Linked DNA regions of Mus musculus: region 1 is linked to region 2. A link is a contact called in ENCODE Hi-C or POLR2A ChIA-PET data. All regions are on one chromosome and are shown on one strand. The core of a region is the stretch at or near the end of the contact, and the rest is flanking DNA. Distances in the headings are between cores, read along the strand shown.

Region 1 (7,079 bases), core at 2,691-5,190, 37 kb before region 2:
GTTGAGCTGCCATCTACTAGAGAGAACAAATGTCTCGGTAGCAGAATGTTTCCTGTCTCATGCCAAGCAACACAGGAACGCCTTCAAAGGTGCCAAATCCCAGAAGAAAATCAAGACTTGTCAAAGCCGAGAGAAGTCAGTTGAGCACCAGGATATAGGACAGGGTGAGTAGTTTTCCTCAGGGCATGTGGATCACTGGGGCACGTGCAGCTGAGGTCACACACAGTAAGCTCCACGGAACCCCATGGTTCGTTCTTTCTTTAGTGCCCTCTCCATACAGAAATGACAACACCCCAGCTATTGCTGGATAGGCGCTCTCTCTCTCTCTCTCTCTCTCTCTCTCTCTCTCAGGAGTGTGTGATGGTTAAAATGGAACCGCTGGTTATAAAATAAGGCATGAACTAGGTTAGTTTAAAGTATAAGAATGTGTTTTTTAACTGTGTGTGTGAGTGTGAAAGTGTGTGTGTGTGTGTGTGTGTGTGTGTGTGTGTGTGTGTGTGTATAGTATGTGTTAGTGTACATGAATGTAGAAGTCGGGGTACTTGTGGGAGTCAGTTCTCCCCTTCCACTATGTGGGTCCCAGAGCTCAAACTCCAGCTGCCCGCCTGAGTGGCCAGGGCTTTGATCCTCTGAGCTTTATCTTCTTCCTTATTGTCCATTTTTCTAAAAAATAAGTTTGACTACCTCTGTAGTGGTGGCCCACGCCTTTAATCCCAGCACTTGGGAGGCAGAGGCAGGTGGATCTCTGAGTTTGAGGCCAGCCTGGTCTACAAAGTGAGTTCCAGGACAGCCAGGGCTACACAGAGAAACCTTGTCTCAAAAAAACAAAACAACAATTAATTATTAATTAACTTATTTCTTGAGACAACCTAAAATGCACAGAAAGCCATGGTTTGAAGACATGAACATTGGTGGATACAATGTGTCAATTCAATTCATCTAAATTTTGTGATTTTTACCCTTTTTGCATATTTGACTTTTTGGATTTGGATATGGAGGAAAAGCTAGTCTACTTCTCTTCCTTCCAGGGTCAGTGTCCCAGTCAGAGTTACTAGTGCTGTGGCAAGGACAACACACTGTGATCAAAGCAACTGAGGGGAAAGGGTTTACTCATCCACATCACAGTTCTTCATCAAAGGAAGTGGGAAGGGACTCAAGCCAGAGCTGATGCAGAAGCCATGGAAGGTGCTGCTTCTGACCTGCTCAGCCTGCTTTCTTAGAGAACCCAGAACCACATGCTTAGGGGATGACCCCACCCACAGTGGGCTGGGCTTTCCCCCATGAATCACTAATTAAGAAAATGCCCTACAGGCTTGCCTGCAGCCCAGTCTTAGGAAGGCAGTCTCTTAATTGCACCTCTACATATAAAACTATACAGCACAGTCCTTATAGCTGGGTTTTTTCCAGGAAAGTAGCTGAGAGAGATGCTGATTGTCTGTTACTATATAATAAAAGACTTCTTTATCTCTGCCCAGGACTGCCTAAAGCCCTTTCCAAGCAAAGGATGGACATCGCTGGTGGAAAGTGGAGTCATAAACTCTCAATAGTCCAGAAAACATGAATGGAGACAGAGACATGAAAGAGTGGCTTGACTCCATTGAGCACAAACTCCCTAGTCTACCAGGGAAAGTCAGTACTCGCTTGAGAACCAGTTCACCTGTACCACACAATTCCCTAATCCCCTGTCAAACTATTCTGCCAGCAAGACCCATGTGTCCCCAGGTCCGGGCAGCACCCCTGTGGGAGTCCAGCCCATCCTTCAAAGTCTATTCAGTCAGCAGATGGTAATCACTGTCCATTTGCTGCCCAGAGGATCCACTGTTCAGGCCTCTCCCAAACGCTGCATCTTCCACGAGCCCTTTGGGACCCACATGACCTCTCTTGACCTCTCCATGCCTTCCATTCCCTTCTCTGACTATAAGTAGGAGGTAATGTTGGTCACATTCCATATAGTTATATAATTTCATGCTCACAGTTTCAAACAGGAGTCTCCATAGGGCCCCTGGGCGTAGGAAAAAACTAGTGCTCATAAATTCACATTTGTGGCAAGAGGTCCACTCAAGACCATAACCTAGATTTATTGACTTTTGCATCTGGGACTATTTCCATCAATATTTCAGCAGCACCTATTTAATGTTATTATTATTTATATCTCTATTACATCAGGACAGGACTTGAATCTTACTTTGTGTATAGTTTGAACACAGAAATGTCTGGTTTAAATATGGCCCACATATGTCACTTGGGTATATATCCAAAGGACTCTAAGTCAACATACCATAGAGATACTTACACATCTGTGTTTATTGGTGCACTATTCAAAATATCTAGGAAATGGAGCCATCTTACATTAGCAATCAAACTGGTAAAGGAAATGTAGTATATATTCATGTAACTTTATTCCATGGTGACGAAAACAACCATCACATTTTCAGGAAAATGGATAGAAGTAGAAATCATTATTAAGTAAGAGCCAGACAGAGAAAGGCAAACACTGAAACTCTTCTCCCATATGCCAAATCTATATTAAATTTAAATATACATATGTATCTGTATTTGTGTTTATGTAGGTTGTGAAACTAGAAAGAAAATCAAAACACTTTAGGTAATGAATATAATGTAAATGAAAATAATTTTATTATTATTGTGTGTGTGGTATGTGCATGTGAGTGCACATGTATATTCATGCACATAGGAAGGCCAGAGGTCACCTTGGGTGTTGTCCTCAACCACTCCCCATCTTATTTTTAAAGATAGAGGATCTCTCTGAACCCGGGACTTTCTTTTTCAGCTTTGTTGGCCAGTGAACCCCTGCAATCTACCTGTTTCCGCCCCCAAACACTGGTTTTATTTAGAAAGAAATTCATTCAAATGCACCATTATGAGCCATTCTTGGAATGGAATTTTTACTAAACATAGTGCCAGTAGGCTCAAGTTGAGCTGTTGGCACTTAACAGTTCCTGGAGAAGGAGACATGTTTTGCTCTAGATCTTAGGTTAACATTTTGAAGACCCTTGATTCAATGATTCAATTGGTGTGCCTACATTTGGGTCTTGGAATTTACCCACCAGTTGCTTATTTGTTTGTTTGGTTTTTTTAACCCATAATGAGTCCACACATTGTGAAGTATTTTGCCCTTCTTGTTCTCGCTCTCATCCTGGTTTCCAGTAAGAGTTTTGTACATGGCCACTTCATACACTGTCAAGAAGTCAGCCTTAGGACCACTGGAATGTTGTGTCTCTCTGGCTTTTGAATATAATATTTGCATCTTCTCAAATCCATTCTTACTCAAGCTCAAATTCAATCCAGTCTCTGCAGAAGGACAAATGAGGAGAACTGTGACTCTTGACTTCAAGGCTTTTCAACCAGGACAGCGTTTCCCATTGTGCTTTGCTTTAGTCTCCATCCATCTTAGCTCTCTCTCCTCACACCATACTTCTTAATAAGTCTTGGACATAGGTTCCAGCAAGAACTCACTCACCTGGGCAGGAGTGACCTGGGGACGATTAATTACTCACTGAATCAAATGGCTGAACCTGCTGAGTTTCAATATGTTTGCCTACATCAAGTTTCTTATGAGATCCCCAGAAAACGGTGATCTTATAAGATCATCGCTTAATGGTCCACAGAGAATGACTCAGAAAGGAAACACAAGTCCATCTGTGAGTTTTCAAGGCCTATGAACGTCTTGCCTCTGTTATCTTCATCACTTGAGGTAGATCCACATTGTAGCAGATGGGAGCCCTTCAGCTGTACTGAGCCTAGCAGCTCCTTTCCCAGGAGCCCAGGGAACCAGAGACCCAGCCCACTTGTCCTTTCCAGCCTCAGAGCATTCCTGTTCAGTCCAGCTAGAGCGTCACACCCTGCCATAATGGAGGCCTGGAGAAGGGCCAAGGTCAGTGAGCTTGTGAGGGTTTCCACGGATGTGGCTGACCAGTGAGCTCAGAGAGAGCTTCCTTGTAGCCCAAAGTATAATTTGAACTTTTATGAGAAGGAGGTCAGATGTTTTGGATAAATATTACTTCAGCTTCACAGACCCAGTGTCTCTAGTGACGGTCTGCTCTGCTGCCTGCTGACGTTCTCGACGGTGCCCCTGCCTTGTTGCAGACCTCAGTCTGCAGCCTGCTGTTGCTGCTGAGCTGTGATCCTGAGAAGACCCCAGGTTAAGTGAATCAGAGCAGCAGAGCTACCCCAAGTCACGCCTGAGAGCAGAGAAGGAAGGGTGGGGACTATGCTGAACCTGTAGACTACTGCTCAGGTGCAAGGGAACATGAACATCGATCAACACAAAGTTTTAAGATGGATTTGGAAGTACCCTACAAAAGCATCCTGAAAAACTTTCGGTGGCCTCTTAATTCTGCTTAGCCCACAAATGCCTCTTTGAAAGCAACCCAGGGCAGAGGTCGCAGAGCTTCAGATTTGAGAGAAACTGGTGTGATGGTTAGTTTTGATTGTAAACTTGCCTTAATCTAGAATCACCTGAGAAGAGTCTCAAATGGGAACAACATCTAGATAAGTTGGCCTGTGGGCATGGCTGTGAGGGATTTTTCTTAATTAGATTAATGCAGGAGGAGACATCCACACTGAAGGTGGGCAGTGCCATTCCCTAGGCTTGTATCCAGGACTATGCAAATGTAGAGGGGGCGGAGCACAAGTAACCATCCATGTGTTTATTTTCTCTCTGCTCTTGACTGTGGATGTGATTAGCTGCCTCAGGTCCCTGTCTTGACTTTGTTGCAATGATAACTATGACCTGAACTTGTAGCCAAATAAAACCTTTCTCTCTTGAAATTGCTTTTGTTGTGGGGTCTCATCACAAGAACAGACAGTAACAAGCACACTCAGCTACCGTGGACTCCCACCTACACCTGTGACTGGCACACAAATAGGAAAGCTTAGTCTACTTAAAGGTTTGCACTTCTGCTAAATTGACTAAACCACATGAACCTGTCCTCCAATCCTACCCAAATACAAGTGCGCTCCCAGATTCCATCACGAGGTAGTGAAAGGCAGTGTAGTGTATATTCTTAAGAAATGCAAGTATGCTCTGCCTGAACTATGACAGGCTGGCGTCTGAGGAAGAAAGACTCGAGGGCTCACAAATTCCAACAGTCCAGGGGAAGATCCTCTCCCTCTTTGATACACTGAAAAGTGGAAGCTGAGAACTTTCCAAGAGAAAGCAAATGACACTCAACCTGGTCTCCCATACTATTGCGTCTTGCTGCCTGTTCCCTGTCGCGGATGCGATGAAGCACACTTAGCTGTTTCAAATGACAGAAACATGTTCTTCCTTTGCTCTGGAAGTCAGCCATCTAAGCCAGAATCACGGGGGTAAAAATCAAGGCAATGGCATATTTAATGCAAGGGGTAACCTGTCCTTCACATTTTCCATATTTGGTGACAGCTGTCACTCTGACTTGTGTCTTACTCCGTTCTGCCTCAGTCTTCATGTTACCTCTGTGTGCATAGCACATGGGTACAGGTCTGTCCCCCTTCCTCTACCTTTCTCTTCTCGGGATTCATGTGGTTATGTAAATAATCTCATCTCAAGGCTAGGCTTAGTTTGTTTTGGCTTTGGGAGCCTTGATTGCATGTAACCCAGGCTGGCCTGGAACTCCTTACGTAGCTAAGAATGACCCAAACTTCTGATCCTCCTGCTTCTACTTCTTAATACATGACCATGCTAATTACTACACCCAAACTTTGATCTCAAGATCTTGAATCTGGAAAATAGAATTTTTTTTTTCAAATAAGGTAATGTTGGGAGAATCTGGGAACCATTTTGAGGGATATTCTTCAGCCCTTATATCACAACAACAACAACACTTATGCCCACTGTGAATATTAAACATATTCTCAAATAAAGAAACCAAGGTTCTCAGAGCTATGGAGGTCACACAACACTCATTGTCTCATTTCTACTTAAAAGTCCCTCTTAGGGTTGGGGACTAGATACCATGGTAATGGATGATGATGTCAAGACGAAAGGTGGGTCTGTGAGAATAGTGTAAATGAAGAACAGGCAAGCAATGGCACACCATGGTGAAGGAAACATGGTGTTGTGGGAGCTGACACAACTGAGCAAGGTGATGAGAGGTGTGAGCATGGCTTGTGAATGGTGAAGAATGTGGTCCCAATCCCAGCTTACTGTTTCCTACTGTGTGGCCTTTGGAATATTGCTTAAGTTCTTTGAGCTTCATTTTTCTCTTACCTGTAAAGTGGAGCCAAAGACTGCTCACTCTAAACAACTACCACGAGAACTAAGCAATAGGATACATATACTAAGTAAATGGCACAAATACCAGGCGCATCTAACTCTGCAGGAGGGCCGGAGGCAGCGTGATGGTGAAAAAGAGCCGGAACTCAAATGCTTCAAGTATATGCATGCTTGGGAGCAGTCTGGAATGGTGTAATCAGGAGGAGAGTAGAGAGATGAGGCTACGGAGGTAGGCAGGAATAAGGTTGATTTCTAATGGGGAAGTCACAAGCTCAAATTTTATAGGCATATCAAGGGTAGTTTGGGGAACACATACACAAATAAGTGTTAGGGAAGCCAATGGTGCAGTAACCCTACTAAAAGGGTATTATTTAGCACAAAGTTGGGCAATGACATAAAAACAGATAAAAGACAATTCAAGAGAATTTCTGACATTAGAATTTATATGTAGTGGTGGGCTGTCTGGAGCAGAGGGAGGAGACAGGATGGCCTAAAATGTCTCGTGTTATAGCTGACTAAAAGCAGTTCCTCTCCTCTCCTCTCCTCTCCTCTCCATTTTCTCTTATTTGTCTTTATGCCTTTTCTTTCTTTCTAATCAAAACCAATTTTTTTCTTGTAAATGTAAAAAGAAGGCCAAGCTGAGACACAAATAGCAATGCCCGTCGGACACATTTTTCAGCTTTCCAGGGGTTGTTTGGACATCATGAAGCCACTGTATTTAAATTCTGCTAGCCTTTTACATTAAAAAATGTGGCAACTATGATGGACTTCTCAAGTTAAGGCACACTTCTTGTCAATAAGAAATTATAGAATATCAACAGGACTTAGTTGTCAATACACACACAACTTTATACACCGAGTC
Region 2 (6,522 bases), core at 298-2,797:
GAGTTCCTATTCCCTTCAGGGCAGCAATCCTTCCTCCTCTTCTTCTATACGAGTCCCCAAGCCCCATCCACTGTTTGGCTGTGGGTGTCTGCATCTGTATGAGTCAGCTGCTGGTTGGAGCCTCTAAGAGGACAATCATGCTAGACTCCAGTTTGCAAGCATAACAAAGTAAAGGCTGCTCACTCTCTCCCTATCTATTCAGTATAGTACTGCAAGTTCTAGCCAGAGCAATAAGACAGCTAAAAATTATCAAGCGGATACAAATCGGAAAGGAAGAAGTCAAAGTATCGCTATTTTTGGATGATATCATAATATACATAAATGACCCCAAAATCTACCAGAGAACTCCTACAGCTGATAAATTCTGCAAAGTGGCTGCATATAAAATTAACTCAAAGAAATCAGTAGCCCTCCTTTAATACATACTTTTCAAAGTACTTGGGAAGCCAGGAGTGGGGCACTAAATTCATAGCTAGCTGAATGTCTGTGGCTGAGGGCAAGATTAGGGTGGGTGGGGTAAGAACCAAACACAACGAAAGATAAGAACTCTGGATTTCCTGCAGTTTCTGTGCCACCGAGTTTTGGTTTCTTCTGCCTGTCTCTCTCTTACTGAATCACTCCGTAGGTCAAGATCTCCTAAAAAGATGTTTCTCCCCATCTATAGCTTTAACAACTGTTGCAAAAACACTCCGAGCTTCCCCTTTTGTTTTCCTCCCTCTCAGGGGAAGGAAGGGAACCATCCAACCTGAAAAGGTAAAGATTTCATCCTTTCTGCTTCTGATGAAATCGCCCTGCAATTGGTGTGAAGTTCAGGAGAAGGTGTGGCCTGCGCTGCACTTTACAAAACCAGGCCAATATGACCCGGAGGGAAATTCTGATAGCCCAGGAACTCCCCACCACTACCACTAAGGAAATCTCAAAACTCGAGGGGATAACCCCAGTAAACCTCTAACCTTTGGAAATTACTCAGAGCCAAGTACAAACAAGAAAGATGTCTCCCCAGCAGGGAAGGAACAGATTCTGAGGCTGGAGGGGCACAGGGCGGGGGCAGGAGGGGTGGAGTGCGAGGGGGCACCAACAAAGTTCTCTCCAGCCACCCTGGGAGTACCTGCCTCTCACGTGTGTCCTGCATCATCCCGTCCCTACTCTCTACCCCACCTGAGTCGCGGGTGCTTGAAACAGGACACCGGGGCTCCGCTCCCGGAGGCGAGCGCAAGTCTAGGAGCCCAACGCCCGCCGGTAGCACCAGCTAGCCAGTGCTCCCTCGGAAGATCAGCGTGCAGGTGACCAGGCTAGCCCTGGCTCTGCGCCACCCTGCCGCCCTGGCCGCCGTACCTCGGATGTAGGCGCACTTGCCCTCGTCCAGCTGGCTGGAAGCTGAGCCGCCCATGGCCGCGGTGCTGCACGGGAGGCAGAGGACTGACACCAACTGCGCCTGCTGCTTGCCGCTGAAGGTGGATGTGTCAGGGAACTGGCTCTGTAATTAAAGGGCCAACTTCCTTGAGAGGCGTCGCCGGCCCGGGCGCCTCCTCCAGGCCCGCGCCCTCGGAAGATGTGTGGGCTGGCCCGGGGGCTGTCTTCCCGCCCTCGCTGCGCTGGAACCCCGGGGGCTGTCCTAGGAACTCCAGGGAGTAACCATAGTAAAAATACTTTCCTCCTTCTCGAGACTGACTTTTCACCAGTTTGGGGACAGCCCAGACCCATCGTGGAGGGAGTGGAGAGAGCGGACTTCTTCCATGTGACTGTAACTTCTCCCAGATGGAGATTTACAGTCCCACCAGGTGGAGGTCAGGAGCCCTTCCCCTTCCTGTTCTCCAGCCACCTGTCCACAGATCCCCCACTCCCATCCGCATCCCCACCTCCGGAATTCCCTTGCACGGAAGTATGGGAACCTTGGAGAGTCAAAGCTTCTTGTAACCAAGCACTTGGATTTGAGAGATGGGAACTGAAGGGGAAGCAGGGGAGAGAAATGGGAGAAGCCAAGGCCGGTTCCACACACTAAGTAAGCCCTGAACCTGCCTACGACTCCAGGGAGTCTGTCCTGACACCTTAACCTTCAAGTCTTCTTACCACGTGGTTTCTCGTATGCAAGGCCACTATCTCTTCAGCTTGGCCGCCTCAGGCAAGAACACCCTGGGCAGAGGGGTCATCCTGATTTCTTTCTGTTCTTAGTGGCCAGGAGTTTTACAATTCCTATCAACTTAACCAGGCCTAAAGAGGACTTTAAGGCTTCTCCACAGCTGCCTCTAAAGTTAATTCACCAGAACTTTAACACATATTTCTCACAGCTCACACACCGAGTCTCTCGCACCCTGTACACTAGATCATCAGTAAAATCCTGTCGAGTCTAATTTCAAAATATGTCCAACGTCCAGGGAATTCTTACCATCTCCACTGCCCTCGTTTCTCACATTAAGCCTCACAACAGTCTAACCCGGCTCCGGGCTTCAAAGGAAAAGCCAAGGGTCTATTATAGCCTGAGGGGTGGGGGGCTTCCCCTCTCATTTACCAGCGTTTCTGTCTCTGCTCTCTAGGTTCCAGCCCCTGCCCTGCTCGCTCCCCTATGCCAAGGTGAACCACTTGCTCAGTTTTCCTCTCTGGGTGCCTCATTCATTCAACTCTCACAGGCTAACATCTTCAGGCTCATGAACAGAGTGCTGCTAGTAGCATTCCTGGAGCTCTGGGTTTGCACCTCAGCATCTCACAAACAAGGTGTGCCAGTGCGTATCTGCAATTCCTGCACTCTGGGAGGCGAACGAACGCTGGAGGAGTGGGCTACATGGAGAGTCGGAGGCCAGCTTGAGCTACATGAAAAGCAGTATCAAAAAGAGAGAGAGAGAAAAAAAGAAAAAGAAAGGAGGAAGGAAATAAGGAGAATAAAAGGAAAGAAAAAAGAAAAGAGAAGAAAAGCTAACAACACCGAGAGACTTCGCCTGAACCCTCCCTAAACACCAGCCATGGTGGTGTGAGTGTTTACTCCCAGGACTCAGGAGGGACAGGCAGAGGCAGGCGAATCTCTGATTTCAAGGCCAGCCTGGTCTACAGAACAGGTTCCAGGACAGCTAGGGCTACACAGAGAAACAGTCTCAAAACAACAACAAACATACAAACAAACAAACAAAAAACCAACCAAACAAAAAAGTTTAAGGGCCTGCACTCAGTAAAAGCTGGGGTCTCAGTGACTACAGAGTGCTTCTGGGTAGCCACTCAATGATTTAAACCGCTCAGTGTTCAAATCTAAATTTGAGTTTAGAAACGTGACGTCTGATTTATCCTTCTTCTCTCTTTTGTGCAGTCACGGGTGGAAAGATTTGTGTGGAGTAGAATTAACACACTTATTACCTGGCAAATTCAGCTCCAAATCACTGGCTGTCATGTGACCCGGTCAGGTTACCTAACTCTCCTCTTGTGTTAGCTGGCTTTCCTCACTTTCCTTACTGAGGCTAATCTGCTTACAAGAATTAGTGTTTCTTTGGCCCACAGTTCAAAGGCTCAGACAAGGGCCTGGTGGGCACACTGCCTTCCAGCCTGTGTCTGACGATCTATCATGAGGTGCTTTTGGCTTTTGCTTTTATTTACTTATTTGGGTTTTCCCAGCCCACCCCACGGCTTGGTTCTGTGAGACAAGGCTTTGCTATGTAACACAGGCTAACCTGGAACCTACAACTCTCCTGCCCTGCTTCCTATTTTGCTCAACACATCATGACAGGAGAATGTAGTAGGGTTACCGGTCACCTCACAGCAGCTAGGAATCAGCGGGGCGGGTGGGGGGTTGGGAAGAAATCCTAGTATCTCCTTCAAGAACACATTTCCAATAACCTAACTTCCCCTCACCAGACCCCACTCCTAAAGGTTCGACCGCCCTTCTCTAGCTCTACAGGCTGAGGGCTAAAGGTTTCAGTACACGGACATTTGGGGGGACATCCCTATGTGGGCTTGTGATGGTTTGTATATGCTTGGCCTAGGGAGTGACACTACTAAGAGGTGTGGCCTTGTCGGAGGAGGTGTGGCCTTGCTGGAAGAGGTGTGGCCTTGTCGGAGGAGGTGTGGCCTTGTCGGAGGAGGTGTGTCATTGTGGGCTTGGGCTTTAATATCCTAGTCCTAGCTGCCTGGAAGCCAGTATTCTGCAAGCAGCCTTCAGATGAAGATGCAGAACTCTCAGGTCCTCCTGAACCAGGCCTGCCAGGACGCTGCCATGCTTCTGCCTTGATGATAATGGACAGACCCCTGAACCTGTAAGCCAGGTCCAATTAAATGTTGTCCTTATAAGAGTTGCCTTAGTAACGGTGTCTGTTCACAGCAGTAAAACCATAAGACAGGGTTTCTTCATCGGTTATGTGGAGAAAGTTATAGGTGCTTTATGGACTGTTGTCAAAATCAAGTTTCCTCAGGTCTTGGAGCACTTACAAAGGAGCATATAAGGGGGCAATGGGTAGACACTGGGTTATTATTAGCAGGAGAAAGATTGAAAATGAAGGAAGTTTCTAGAATTTGAATTGACCCTTCAAATCATTCATGCTATATCAAGAAAGAAGCAGGTGTTTTCCCCAATCCTGCCCCAAAACAAAGATATATTCTCTTTTAATAGTTTATAGGAAAGAATGATAAATTCATATTTTAATCTCTTTTACACGTATTACAGGTGGGGGTATAAACAACACAGGACCATGTGGAGCACGGAGGACAATTTGCCAGGGTTAGTTGTCTCCTGATCTACTGTGTGATCCCAGGAATTGAACTCAGGCCCTCAGGCTTGGCGCCCTTACCCACTGAACCATGTAGCTGGCCCCGGAAATCTTTTTTTTTTTTGTTTTTTTGTTTTTTTTTTTTTTAATTTCAGCCACACTATTTAATATTTGCAAATCCCAAGTCTCCAATAACTATATGAACCCAGTTCATACAACTCAAACCAGCTAGTTTAGAAATCTCCTGTGAAACATTGGTTTCTGCCTGCATATTTTGCTTTGAAATTGGTTTCTGCCTGCATATTTTGCTTTGAAATAACCTATTTTCCCCTCTTTTATTTTCTCAGACAGTGTTTTTCTTTGTAGTTTTGGCTGACCTTAAACTCACTTTGTAGACCAGGTTGGCCTTGAACTCAGAGATTTGCCTGCCTCTGCCTCCCAAGTGCTGGGATTAAAGGTCCAGCAATCTTGAAATATTCTTAAGACTACTTTTCTCAGATCAGTATCAAAACCTAAAAATATATAATCCATCTACCATAAAATTCACTCATTTGGACAATCTTTTTAAAGAAGAAAAATTTTAATGCATATTTAATACTCTTGGTTGGTTGGTTTTGGGGTTTTGTTTTTTTTTTTTTTTTTTTTTGGTTTTTGTTGTTTTTTCAGATGGAACTTCTGGGTATAGCTCTGGCCACCCTAGAACTTGCTCTACAGACCAGGCTGACCTTTAACTCGCAGATCCTCCTGCCTCTGCCTCCTGATTAAAGTGCTGGGATTAAAGGCATGAGCAACGATCACCCAGCCTATATTTAATGCTCTTGAAGCTTGTGTGCTTGGGGCCTTCCTTGCATGTCATAGAATGATGAGTCCCTTCTTTTCTGGGTTCCCACAGAGAGTTCTCTCTCTCTCTCTCTCTCTCTCTCTCTCTCTCTCATTTAAATGCTTGCACAGCAAGGGCAATCATAGGCTCCTTTGTGTTTCTCTAAGCACCTTGCTCTGCTGGATGAAATTGGAGCTGAAATTCTAGTTGCCCGGTGATGATCTAAGTACCTGAGGTGTTACATCCATGATCCAACCTAATCTTCACAAAGGCCCGGAAGGAAGTGCTCTAGTTATTTTCGCAGATGAGGCTAACAACCATATGAAGTAAATGAGGCTGCTTATAAAACAAACAAACTCACGACTCTGGGCAAAAGAATCAGTGCAGGGGCTAAAAAGATGAACTGTGACTTCAGGTAACCTGGAACACAGATATCCTTAGACACACTCCTTAAACTCCTTACTGTCATTAAATGACATAGAGAAATTGAAATAAAAGTTAGAGATCATACACCCACCAGCCAGTAGCAGTATTTTACATAAACCCAATTAGCAGCTCGATATAAATTCTTACAGATTTATGGATTATAATCATAATAATCCATACATATAAGCATGTACAGCTAGGATTTATAATTACATATAAATTTACAATAGTTATTTATCCAAGTGAAATGGTGTTTTAATATATTCTGGGATGTGTCATAATTTTACCCGGAATATTTCTACTGAAACCAATGTCTAGCTCCAAATGAGTGATGCTTCACTGTATATAAATGGAGTTTAATTCAGTCGGCAGCAATGTATGCATGCATGCATGCCTGTTCCCCTTCTCCCGCGATCACATTACAGATTTTCATGGTATTTATTGTTATTCTATCAGGCATTAGTCTGATATTTCAACTTTTGTCAATTTGAACATGGATGATATTCTGTTGTCCAAATTTGAAACTCTGGAGGAAGACGTGACTTTTCTAGCCACCCATGTGCCGTGCCTTCTTTGGAATTTGGAAGTAGC

Evidence for each region. A loop is a pair of places that touch in the nucleus more often than their neighbours do. ChIA-PET counts read pairs that join two places held with the same protein, here RNA polymerase II (POLR2A).
Region 1: a map of heart shows a loop between it and region 2 (2.1-fold over the local background). The contact joins the enhancer-like site here to the promoter of Niban1 in region 2. A Hi-C loop is called at or near these places in 4 of 37 maps with a recorded cell type or tissue (all heart). POLR2A ChIA-PET finds 5 or more read pairs at or near these places in 1 of 5 experiments (Patski).

Annotation. Positions count from the first base shown.
Region 1 is chr1:151,604,928-151,612,006 of GRCm38, reverse strand. All of the region lies in intron 1 of Niban1 (niban apoptosis regulator 1), which reads right to left. Among named protein-coding and RNA genes, the nearest start is that of Niban1, 37 kb to the right of the region's middle. Within about 2 kb of position 3,940, at least 1 of the 3 ENCODE cell types and tissues checked has a DNase peak (open chromatin) inside an H3K27ac peak, as active enhancers do.
Region 2 is chr1:151,566,398-151,572,919 of GRCm38, reverse strand. It overlaps Niban1 (niban apoptosis regulator 1), which reads right to left and starts at 1,547. Exons shown (of 14, transcript NM_022018.3): 1 at 1,336-1,547. The coding sequence starts at 1,390.